Linked DNA regions of Homo sapiens: region 2 is linked to region 1. Evidence: chromatin contacts called from ENCODE Hi-C or POLR2A ChIA-PET data. All regions are on one chromosome and are shown on one strand. Each heading gives the region's core, a stretch centred on a gene start or an enhancer-like site at or near the end of the contact. The rest is flanking DNA. Distances are from core to core; before and after follow the strand shown.

The links. A loop is a pair of places that touch in the nucleus more often than their neighbours do. ChIA-PET counts read pairs that join two places held with the same protein, here RNA polymerase II (POLR2A). Pooled maps may share reads with other maps.
Region 2: a map of GM12878 shows a loop between it and region 1 (2.8-fold over the local background). The contact joins two enhancer-like sites. A Hi-C loop is called at or near these places in 2 of 168 maps with a recorded cell type or tissue (GM12878 and naive thymus-derived CD4-positive, alpha-beta T cell), 19 of 37 single-sample maps with no recorded cell type and 10 of 50 pooled maps. POLR2A ChIA-PET finds 5 or more read pairs at or near these places in 1 of 52 experiments (WTC11).

What each region holds. Positions count from the first base shown.
Region 1 is chr6:45,674,626-45,680,287 of GRCh38, reverse strand. No RefSeq gene overlaps it. Among named protein-coding and RNA genes, the nearest start is that of RUNX2-AS1, 100 kb to the right of the region's middle. RefSeq lists enhancers at 2,337-2,456, 2,467-2,526. Within about 2 kb of position 2,632, at least 10 of the 41 ENCODE cell types and tissues checked have a DNase peak (open chromatin) inside an H3K27ac peak, as active enhancers do.
Region 2 is chr6:45,920,729-45,926,390 of GRCh38, reverse strand. All of the region lies in intron 4 of CLIC5 (chloride intracellular channel 5), which reads left to right. Among named protein-coding and RNA genes, the nearest start is that of CLIC5, 92 kb to the left of the region's middle. RefSeq lists an enhancer at 1,936-2,085. Within about 2 kb of position 3,455, at least 2 of the 41 ENCODE cell types and tissues checked have a DNase peak (open chromatin) inside an H3K27ac peak, as active enhancers do.

The DNA.
Region 1 (5,662 bases), core at 1,383-3,882:
AGGTGTGAGCCACCACACTTGGCCCAGAAATGCCCATTTTTAAATTAGGCTCTTTGTTTTTGAATTTTAGTTCTTTATATATGCTGGATATTAATCCCTTATCAGATGCATGATTTATACATATCTGCTCGCATTCTGAGAGTTACCTTTTTACTTTGTTGATGATCACATTATTTCTTACAGCTAATTTTGAGGGTGGATTGTCTTCCCAGAAAATGGGGAGAAATAATGTCTCAATTTTTTAAAGGTAGAAGACCCAGGATGAATAAAGTTTCAGGTCTAAGAGGAAAAATATAAATTCTTAAGCTATAGAAATGGTCCTTCACCTGATTTTGTACCTCACAGTAATGTAAAACTGAACCTGTTTCAAAGCCACCTTTTCTGTACAGTGCTGCTATTGTGCTGTGGGTGGTACAAATTTAGCCAACCCTACAAAATCCACTTCCCTAGACACATTCTGCAAGGTTTCTGTGACCGCTAGTGGTAAAGCACCACAATGGTGCTCATCAGTCAAACATCACTGCCGGTAGTCTCATTCCTCCTGGAGGCACACACTGAAAGAGAGAACTTTTCCTCTGGGGTCCTGTGCTTATGTGTTCATGGTCTTGTAAGTCACAGCAAAGAGAGAGAAAAACACAGGAGAAAATGAAAATGTCCACAGGAAACAGCCAACTGTACAGAGACAGTGCTTTGGGAAAACCTAAATGGGACTTTATTTCTTTACAGGGGGAAAGAACAAGAATGCAGTCAGCTCAGGTTTATACCAGGATAAAGTGAAATGGGTGGAAAGATGTGTGAGTTCTACCTTAGGTAAGTTGGCACCCCTCAGTTTCCCCAAATGAGCAGGTGGAACTGGGTGAGCCTGCGGTTCCTTCCAGTCTTTATAGTCTGTGTTTGGGGAAAACCAGGAGGCCACCAGCACAGAATATTTGCGTGGGGCCATGTGTGTGTCCTCCCCAAAGGGGAGAAGATAGCAGGGAAGCTCAGCGTCGGGGTGACCAGGAAATAGTGAGAGCTCCCAGCCCAGGAGAGCAGGCCCCTAACAACGAGCCCTTATGAGGGGCAGGTACATGTACACAGTGTGTCCCTGAAATGAGCTGTCAAAAGGAGGGGAAAGAGTACCCTGAGGGTGTGTTTTGGAGAGGAGAGTGGTAGAGAAGGGGGATTCAGAAAACAAACTTTGCTTTGGAACTCCAGAGGAATAAGGACAGGGAATGCCCTCCAAGTACACGTGGACAACATTCACAGCAGATACCCTCAGCTCCCAGATCCAAAGAGGGTAACCATGTCCAACAGGGATGACCAGGTGGCATTTCTAAACCTCATGTGCAGTTCTAAGAGGAGACTCCATTTTTTTTTTTTTTTTTTTTTTTTTTTGAGACGAAGTCTCACTCTATCGCCCAGGCTGGAGTGCAGTGGCATGATCTCGGCTCACTGAAACCTCTGCTGCCTGGGTTCAAGCAATTCTCCTGCTTCAACCTCCCGAGTAGCTGGGATTACAGGTGTCTGCCACCATGCCAGGCTAATTTTTGTATTTTTAGTAGAGATGGGGTTTCACCATCTTGACCAGGCTGGTCTTGAACACCTGACCTCATGATCCACCCGCCTCAGCCTCCCAAAGTGCTAGGATTACAGGTGAGAATCCATTATTATATTTAATATTTCAATGCAGGGACTCAGAGCCCTTAAACTGCTTGGACCTAAAAAACCATTCATGGACCACACATGACCTGATCACTCTTGTTCCCTTCCTGTATCTGTGACACAGACAACAAATGCCATCACTTCTCGGCCACAGGTGGAGACCCTGGCCAAGGATACATGACCAAGGATACACGACAGAGCTACAGATCAGTCCTGAACAGAAATGCAACAGAACAGCCTCTTGTTTCCTCAGCCACACTTCTAGACCGAATTTCCTGCCCTGAAATGCTGTCCACAGCCAGGCCAAGGAGCGGAAAAGAGAAGCCTTTTAAAATTAGCATACTAGCATATGGGGCGGTGGGAGGAGGGGGATGAAAAGAAGGATCTTGGAAGAGCTCCAGCTATTTTATTCCTGTTTTTTCATTCCAGTTTGGAGATCTGGGACACATTGATTCACAACTTTATAGTTCTTATTCAGCATTGATTTATGGGCTGACCAATCTGGGCCTAATCAGTCAGAGAAGGATTGGGGTTTTTTTGTCCAATAATGTTATATTTATGAGTCCATGAAGTGCACCGTGGCTGCAGCCCTGCCTGGAGTCAATAGAACAGAACTTCTAAGATCTCAGAGAAGGGGGTTCCCAGACCATTTTCTGCCCCCATATCATGCTTAAAGCTCCACTGTACATTAGAGGCCCCTGGTGTCATCTCACATTTAAACTCCAAACGGCTTGCCTGTAAATCTTCAACAACTGTGAACAGCTATGACAGTCTCGAATGTCCGTGGTTCTGTGCATCTGTCACTCTTATTTTCTTCTTTCCTTCTCTGACTGTGGAAGTAACTAACCCGCAGCTGGATGCTCACTGGATATTTCACAGCTGCGGAGACCAGGGCAGCGTTTGTTCACTCAGAGAAGCCCAGCCAGGGCTGTGCGGAGTTCAGCGGGTTATCATGTGCTTCCGGCTTGATCTGTGGTTATTCTGGTTCAGTGACTATAAAGAAATGAGCAGCCTGGCTAGACAGGAACTAGTTGAGAAGCCTGTCGTGGAGGGGAGGAAACAGAAATACTCAGATTGCAAGCATCTTTATGTTTTTCTTTGACGGGAAAGACATTTTCCCTGTCACACTCTTGGCAGCTGTCTGTTCTCAGCCTTCAACTCTGGTTAGCCCCAGCCGAGTCATTTATTTGCAGGACACCTCAGGCAACAGTGTCCCTGCCTCCCTGCCCTACCGTGGGTACCAGCAGTAAATGTCCATCACCAGCCTCGGCTCCCTAATTCACCTGACAAAGGATTCCACTGCTTGATTTATCCTGAGGAGAGAAAAATTCAGCAACAGCAAGAAACTTAGAAAAGCCATAGGCATCTGACAGACGAAGGAAGAAAGCTGCCAATTCTGCATTTCAGAGTCTGAGCCTATGAAGCCAACCAGATCTACCTATAAAGAGGGAGTCTTGAATGTCCTAGGAAGACTGCCAACCATTACTGGGTGAACAATCAGACAGGTCATCAAGTCAGGGATTGGCAAACTTTTTCTGGAAAGGGTCACATGGTTAAGTATTTCCAGCTTTGAGGTTACATACAGTCACTGTCACATCTTATTTTTTCACTACGACTTAAAAATGTAGGCTGGGCACGGTGGCTCACGCCTGTAATCCCAGCACTTTGGGAGGCTGAGGCAGGCAGATTACGAGGTCAGGAGATCGAGACCATTCTGGCTAACACAGTGAAACCCCATCTCCACTAAAAATACAAAAAAAAAAAAATTAGCTGGGCGTGGTGGCGGGTGCCTGTAATCCCAGCTACTTGGGAGGCTGAGGCAGGAGAATGGCGTGAACCTGGGAGGTGGAGCTTGCAGTGAGCCAAGATTGCGCCACTGTACTCCAGCCTGGACGACAGAGCGAGACTCCATCTCAAAAAAAAAAAGTAAAAGTCATTCTCAGTTCACAAGCTGTACAAGAGTAAGTCACTGGTCGTGGTTTGCTCACCACCCCTCACCCCAACCCGTGGTTTAGACAAACTAAAATTGTTTTTTATTTTAAATTTTGTATCCACTCCCACTGTGCATACATGCATGTGCATGAGCGTGTGGCCTGACAGCTCCAGGCAGTCCCAACGCGCCACACCTCACCTTCCTAGGGTAGAAGTAACACTGGGTAACTCACTCCAGAGAGCCAAGACGCGCTATAGCAGAAAGAACACAGGCTTCAGGAGACATGAGGATTCCTCCCAGCTCAGTGCTGCATCTGTTCTGTGCCCTGAGCCCGTCTCTTGCCCTTTGTGACCTTCCGAGATCCATTTGCAGGGTGAAGGGGGTCAGGCCAGATGATGTCCAAGCTCCCTCCCAAAAGCGATATTTCCTGTAGGCATCCCAAACCCATTTAGGACCAAATGAGGATGTCAGAGAAAGGAATGGATACAAATGTCTTCTATTTGTTCACTCTAGCTCAAAGCACAGCCAATTTTGAGGTGACCACCCCCCACATCAGAAAACCCCCTTTGGGAACAGAGTGGCTGGCACAAGCTCTGCTCAGAGAGACCTGGGAGGAATGCTTGTCAGCCTGGGGGTGCCAGCCACCCCTGCCATGCTCACCATGGAAACAAGCCGTGCGGCCCACACACCAGGCCAAGAATCTGGGCAGCTTGAAGGAGCCATGCCATTGTGGGCAGACACCGAGGCTCCCAGAAAACAAGCAAAGGCGAGGCCTGGAAGCTGTAGAGGAGACAGGTCATCATGACCTTCCCTCCCGGGCCACTGCCAGACTGGCCAGCAGACAGGTCTTCATCTCCATCCAGGCAGCCCAGGCATCCCTCAGGAAGTAAGAGACGGAGCTCACCGCTGCCAGCGTGGGCCCAGGGACTGCTCCCTCCATCAGCAAGTATTGGGTACCAGCTACACGCCTAGATGGTGTTGGGCATTATAGGGACAGGGTGGACAGGATACCGTGCCTGCTCTGGAAGGAATGGCTGGGTCGGAGAATTAACACCCTCCAGTGACCACGTGGGCAGCAGAAACTGTACCTTGTGCATTTTGAAAGAAGAAGCTGGAGCTGAGAGCCTTGAAAGATGTTCCTGGTGTCTCTCAGCAGGGGCTTTGCACGTGTACTTTATGGAAATGGTTTGAGCCCACGGGGCATCCTGCCAGCCACATCCATGAATGCAAAGGTTAGAGTCACCATGCTTGAGCAAAGGAGTAGTGGAGACCTTGCTTTGTAGGAGGCTTAGTAATAATTTGGTAGCAAGGGGAGGAGCCAAGGTGGCCGAATAGGAACAGCTCCGGTCTACAGCTCCCAGGGTGAGCTGTAGAAGACGGGTGATTTCTGCATTTCCATCTGAGGTACCGGGTGCATCTCACTAGGGAGTGCCAGACAGTGAGTGCAGGCCAGTGGGTGTGCGCACCGTGCGCGAGCCGAAGCAGGGCGAGGCATTGCCTCACCTGGGAAGCGCAAGGGGCCAGGGAGTTCCCTTTCCGAGTCAAAGAAAGGGGTGACGGACGCACCTGGAAAATCGGGTCACTCCCACCCGAATATTGCGCTTTTCAGACCGGCTTAAAAAACGGCGCACCAGGAGACTATATCCCACACCTGGCTCGGAGGGTCCTACGCCCACGGAGTCTCACTGATTGCTAGCACAGCAGTCTGAGATCAAACTGCAAGGCGGCAGCTAGGCTGGGGGAGGGGCGCCCGCCATTGCCCAGGCTTGCTTAGGTAAACAAAGCAGCCGGGAAGTTCGAACTGGGTGGAGCCCACCACAGCTCAAGGAGGCCTGCCTGCCACTGTAGGCCCCACCTCTGGGGGCAGGTCACAGACAAACAAAAAGACAGCAGTAACCTCTGCAGACTTAAATGTCCCTGTCTGACAGCTTTGAAGAGAGCAGTGGTTCTCCCAGCACACAGCTGGAGATCTGAGAACCGGCAGACTGCCTCCTCAAGTGGGTCCCTGACCCCTGACCCCCGAGCAGCCTAACTGGGAGGCACCCCCCAGCAGGGGCACACTGACACCTCACATGGCAGGGTACT
Region 2 (5,662 bases), core at 2,206-4,705, 250 kb before region 1:
CTGTAGTCCCAGCTACTCGGGAGGCTGAGGCAGGAGAATGCCATGAACCCAGGAGGTGGAGCTTGCAGTGAGCCGAGATCACACCACTGCACTCCAGCCTGGGTGACAGAGCGAGACTCCATTTCAAAAAAAATAAAAAAAATAAAATATATATATATATATGTATATGTATGTATATATGTGTGTGTGTGTGTGTATGTGTGTGTGTGTATATATGTTTCTCTGTGCTAGTGTCTAGAACCTCTTCCCTTCCAGAACATTCTGGGGAGGGGAGGGTTGAGCCACGTGATTTCTCAGACCTCCTGCACTCAGCTCTAACTCTGATGGTCTCATGCCCACTGATGTTTGCAATGATAGTTATCCATGTTCTGTTTCCATTGTGGGGACCCTAAGATGAGTTTTACTCAACATTTTGCCCAGGTCTGAAACTGCCTCAGTCCTACCTGAGTCGTTTGGCAGAGAGGTTGATGCTAACCTATGCTTCTCTCTTGGCTCTGATAACAAAGTGGCTGGGACTCTGTGGGAGGGTATCTCAGGCCAAACTAATTGAATCCCTTCATCTATCCTCAAAAGACCAAGGGCTACTATTATACAAAGAAAGGGAACTGTTGTTCCTCTACAGAGTTAAAGCTTATTACATAAGTATATAAATAGAGTCACATGATTTTAGGGTCCTTCATCTTTCCTCAAACCCCACTGAACGGCTTATTCTTTCAACAAATACTTATTCAGTACCATACGCTGTGCAAGGTGCTAGAATAAAAGTGAAATAATGAGGCTGAGCGCGACGGCTCATGCCTGTAATCTCAGCACTTTGGGAGGCCAGGGCAGGCGGATCACGAGGTCAGGAGTTCAAGACCAGCCTGGCCAATATGGTGAAACCCAGTCTCTACTAAAAATACAAAAATTAGCCAGGCGTGGTGGCACGCGCCTGTAGTCCCAGCTACTTGGGAGGCTGAGGCAGAAGAATTGCTTGAGCCAGGGAGATGGAGTTTGCAGTGAGCTGAGATCGCACCATTGCATTCCAGCCTGGGTGACAGAGCGAGACTCTATCTCAAAAAAAAAAAAAAAAAGCGGAATAATGACATGTTGGCATGTTGGCAATACCTATGTATATTGGCAAATGTTGTGTTTGGCTGTTTGTAATAGAAGCCTGACTACAGTGGCTAAAGCAAACATGTATTTTATTAGCAAAACCTATATAGCATTTTACTATGAACCATGCCCTGTTCTAAGCACTCTTGATAAATGTTTACTTCTTAAGAGGAATTTGCTTTTCTCACATGACAAGAAGTCCAGAGAGTAGAGAGTTCCAGGCAAATGTAGTTGCTGAAAGAAGTCGAGAATTGAGCTGCTGCTTAGAGCTCCTAATTCTCCATCTTTCGTGTGTGACTTTCATTCTTGTTTCACAGGATGGTTGCTCCACCCCCAAACATCACATCCGCATTCCAGACAATGCCAGCCGCATCTATCTTATCTTTCCCAGAAGCCCATTGATTAATTTCTACCGATATCTCTTTAGCCAGAACTTGGTTATTTGGCCTTCTGTAGCTGAAATTCTGGGAATCTAGGAAGATGAGTATTTTTGATAGGGCACATTGCTACCCTGAAAATATATATATATATGGGCTCTGTCTTCTACTAGTAACAAATAAAAGGAGACTGAATTCTTGTATATTCAATTCTTATATATTCACTTTCAAGTTAAGGTGATATTTTTTCTCTCTCTGGTGAAAATACCTGTCCTAGCCATTGCCAAAAAGGACACACTATTTTAAATTCTCCTTTGGTGCTGGAAAAATCTGAGTCATTTACCCCCTACTAGATTTCAGGAAACAGAAGTATAAAATTGCACATTTAATTTGCTACACACTTCAAACTTTAGGAGATGCAAGACTCATGTAGTAAAAGCTGTGCAACTCAAACATCCAATGGGTAGCTTCTCCCCACAAACTGTAATTTTTGCTGGGGCACATTAGGGTATCCAGGGAACTGCTCTGAGCAAGGGGGAGGGAGGTCCAGGTGTACTTGTAGCATATCTGGGGAATTCTGTGTAAGTATCAGTCACCCCCAACCTTTAAGGTTGCCCCATTTCACATCTGTTATGATGAAGGCTTTCGGCTGGGGGACTGTGGTTCTGGCTGTAGAGTCAGAATGAAAGGAACAGCTGAATATCCCTGTTCATGTCAGCATTTCAGGGCAGAGGATGAGTCAAGCACGATGTTTACTGAGCAGAGCCAGAGGCAAGAGCCACTTTTTTCTTGCAGCTCTAAGAATTTTTTGTTGCTTTTTTTGTATGCTTTGTTTCTCATACATCAGCATCATCATGCGTTGCACATACACATTGTACATAACAACTGCTTACAGCATGCCGGGCACTGTACTAAGCCCTCTGCAGGTGATGACTCAATTATTGCTCCCAGCAACCCTCTAAGGTATGCCATGTTATGATCTCCACTTTGCAGAGAAGGAAACAAGCACCGGTTAAGCAACCTGCCCAAGCTAGTATGTGTCAGGGTCAGGACCCCAGCCCAGGCAGCTGGTCCCATGATCTGTGCTCTTGACTTGCGTATATTAACATTTAATATAATCCACTATTTAATATGTATGTAGTGCTGAATTAAACAAGAGTGTGTCATTTAGGAAATGGTGATCAAATCAGTTCACGATCCGATGAATACTCAATGAATGACTACCATGTGTATTTCCTTAAATATACTCAACACTTCCCACCTTCCCCATCAGGGTCCTCACCCAGCAATCCATGTGGGGAAAGGGGCACAAAGTTGGCCCACAGTGGGCACCGAATAGATGCCTGTTTAACAAATAAAAGAATGGGCAACTGGAAGAGAATTTGTAGGATATTCACAGAATCACCAAATCCAGTAATTATTTCAGTCTAGCATTGCAGTGGCACAGAGGCAGTTTTTAAGTTTGTGAATGGCTCTTATGTAAAAGATGTGGCTATTTGAGGATGAAACAAGACAAAATGTGGTGAATGTACTTCAGCCTAAGTGTTTTGGGGGAGGGAGAATTGAGAAAAATCTCTAGGTCTAAACGCTGGAACGGATGACTGATAAAGTTAGAATCTCTCTTAACCAGCTCATTCTAAGTGTGTGAGCATCCGCATTAAACCTAATCTATGGCCTGATACTTAAAAATAACCTGTTATAAAGTAACCATAAAAAAACTCACAGATTTCAGCCTGATTCATTTGGCCACATAAACTACAATCAGCATTAATAGCTTCCGTCAGCATTTATGCCGTACTTTCTATTAGCACGATGGGTTCTACAATCATTTATGAGTTTCTGGAAAGTCTAATAGAAAACACACGTACATGTTCTCTGTGGAAAATACACAATAGGTTTTTGGGGAGTTTTTTGTTTGTTTGTTTGTTTGCTCAGGGATAAGCCAGAAGGTGTCGCCACTGCCCCATGGCTAAAGTCTGGGCCGGGTTCCCTAACCAGAACTTCTCCCCTGATCACTCCTGAGCTCGCTAGCTCTGCAGCTTCCTCCCACATTCAGTCAGTCTCTCTCTCTCTCTCTCTCTCTATCTCTCTCTCTTTCTCTCTCTCTCTCTTCCTCCCTTCTCCTGTTGATAAATAAACATTCAGGCAGCTTACATGCTACAGATGAGTACACAAAAGGAAACTTAATTCGAAGACCTAAGTGATAATCTTTCTCTTCAAATCTACTGTGGCTTTTAAGAGGTTTAGAAAATTATTTGGATCTGGAGTCCCTACCTCCCTTCATACTTTAAGAAAATATTATACTAAAGGCATGCTAAAGTTGTCCTAAATGTTTACCATGCTGGTGTTTTAAACATAGCCAAATACTGGCCAAAGTCTCTTGCCTTTAAAAAAAATATGCATTTTGTTGTTGTACTAATACTTCTGAACATACGCCAAATATAAGGGTGATTTGTGGAGCTGTATTAAATAAAAAGATGCTTCTTTATAAGAATCCCCTATAGAGCTTGGGGAAGCAGCTATGTGGAGAATCTGTGTCTTCCTTAAGAAAGTTTCTGAATTCCTTGGAAATACATCAGAAAACACCCCATTCTCCCCACCACAGAGGAGGGTGGGCAACCAACAGTGTCCTATATCCCAACCCACCATAATTGTAAGACTTAAACGCTATCTTTCAAATAAAGAATCATTTACTGGCTTCTTACTGGAAAGAACTATAGGAGCTTGTCATTTAATTCATCCTCCCCTCTGAGGCTGAAATTCTTTCTAGAACAAACAAATAATACCCATGGCACCACGTGCTGCACACTCTCTGTAGCCCAGCTGACGCCACACGAGGGAACAGTGGGGAATCTGTTGAAGTTGCCATTGCATTTTGCTTTCTCATAAACCGCTGTTTGTCTTTCTGCCTTTCCTGTTTTTAGCAGTGCCTAGAAACGGAGGCCTGGGAATTGCCTCCCCCATGTGAGCCCCTGGGTTGTTCACACCCAGGGCCAATTTGACAACATCCTCCTCTCTGGCTATGAGGCCAAGTCCAGTGTTCTTGGTTCAGTGCCAAAGGTGGACATGAACTCTCTAAACTGTCAAACTAAGAAAATGTGACACACCCATGTGGCCTGGAGAGAGCAAAGCCAAACCCAAAGAGATGCTTCCAGGCAACTTTAGATCCCTAACATGTTAGGAAAGTCAAGAGCAAGCTTCATCCTGCAAGCTCTCCAGGATTCTCCTTGGACCTGGAACATGCTAGGATGTTCAGATAAACTTCACTTCAGACACTGAATTTCTGCCTTGAGCTATCTCTTCTCTCATCTTTCTCTCGGTGTCTTCTTCCCCTTCATCCTCTCATAAACCCAAGTTCTATAGCTGTAATAATAATAATAGCAGTTAACTTTAATCAAGTCTCACTCTGCACCAGACACTAGATGATGTGAACCTGTGAACAAGCATAACTGAGGATTCAAACCCAAATCTCTTATGGCAGAGTGAATGTGCTGCTCTGCTACTGTGTTTGTTATCAGAAGCCATGGCTCCCCGACATACTCGACCCAGATTCTCTGTTTCTTCCTTGATGAAACCAGTGACATGCAAACATAGCCAGAGGGCCCAGGCACAGCAGAGAGCGTCCCATCAGACCTGATAGAAAGTCCCCTTCCCATCTTCTAAAACCTTGCTGCCATTTCTGACTTCATGTGGTCTAAGAATCTGGTGTAGACATTATTTAAAAGACAAAGGGACCTGAAAATCAGCCCCCCCTTACCTGCCATGAGTCCTAGAAAGGTCACTGCGGATGAGAAAACCCCAGTTTCCACCTGCTTTATAATTTTGCCTTTGTGTGGTCATTCATACTCATATAACCTAACTGTAACTGGGCTACTGTTCTCTTTCTTTAAGGACTTTGGCAACTGAGAAAAAAGCTACATGACTCATTTCTAAAACCTGAAAGATGAATGCAGATCTTTATGTAAAGTTTTCTGGTGGGGGAGGGGATTGGTTACACTGCCCATCACAGAGCTGAACATCCTCAAAATCCCCTTAGAATATCTTTGCCTCTCCTCAAAATTGAGCTCGTTATAGCAGCATCTACATTTCTGCCTGCTTGGCCTGCACCTGCCCTTTTCCTCACCCTCCCAATCCTCCTGGGCCCTGCTGGGGCTCCTACATCCCGCTTGCTCCTGGATCTTTGGCCTAGT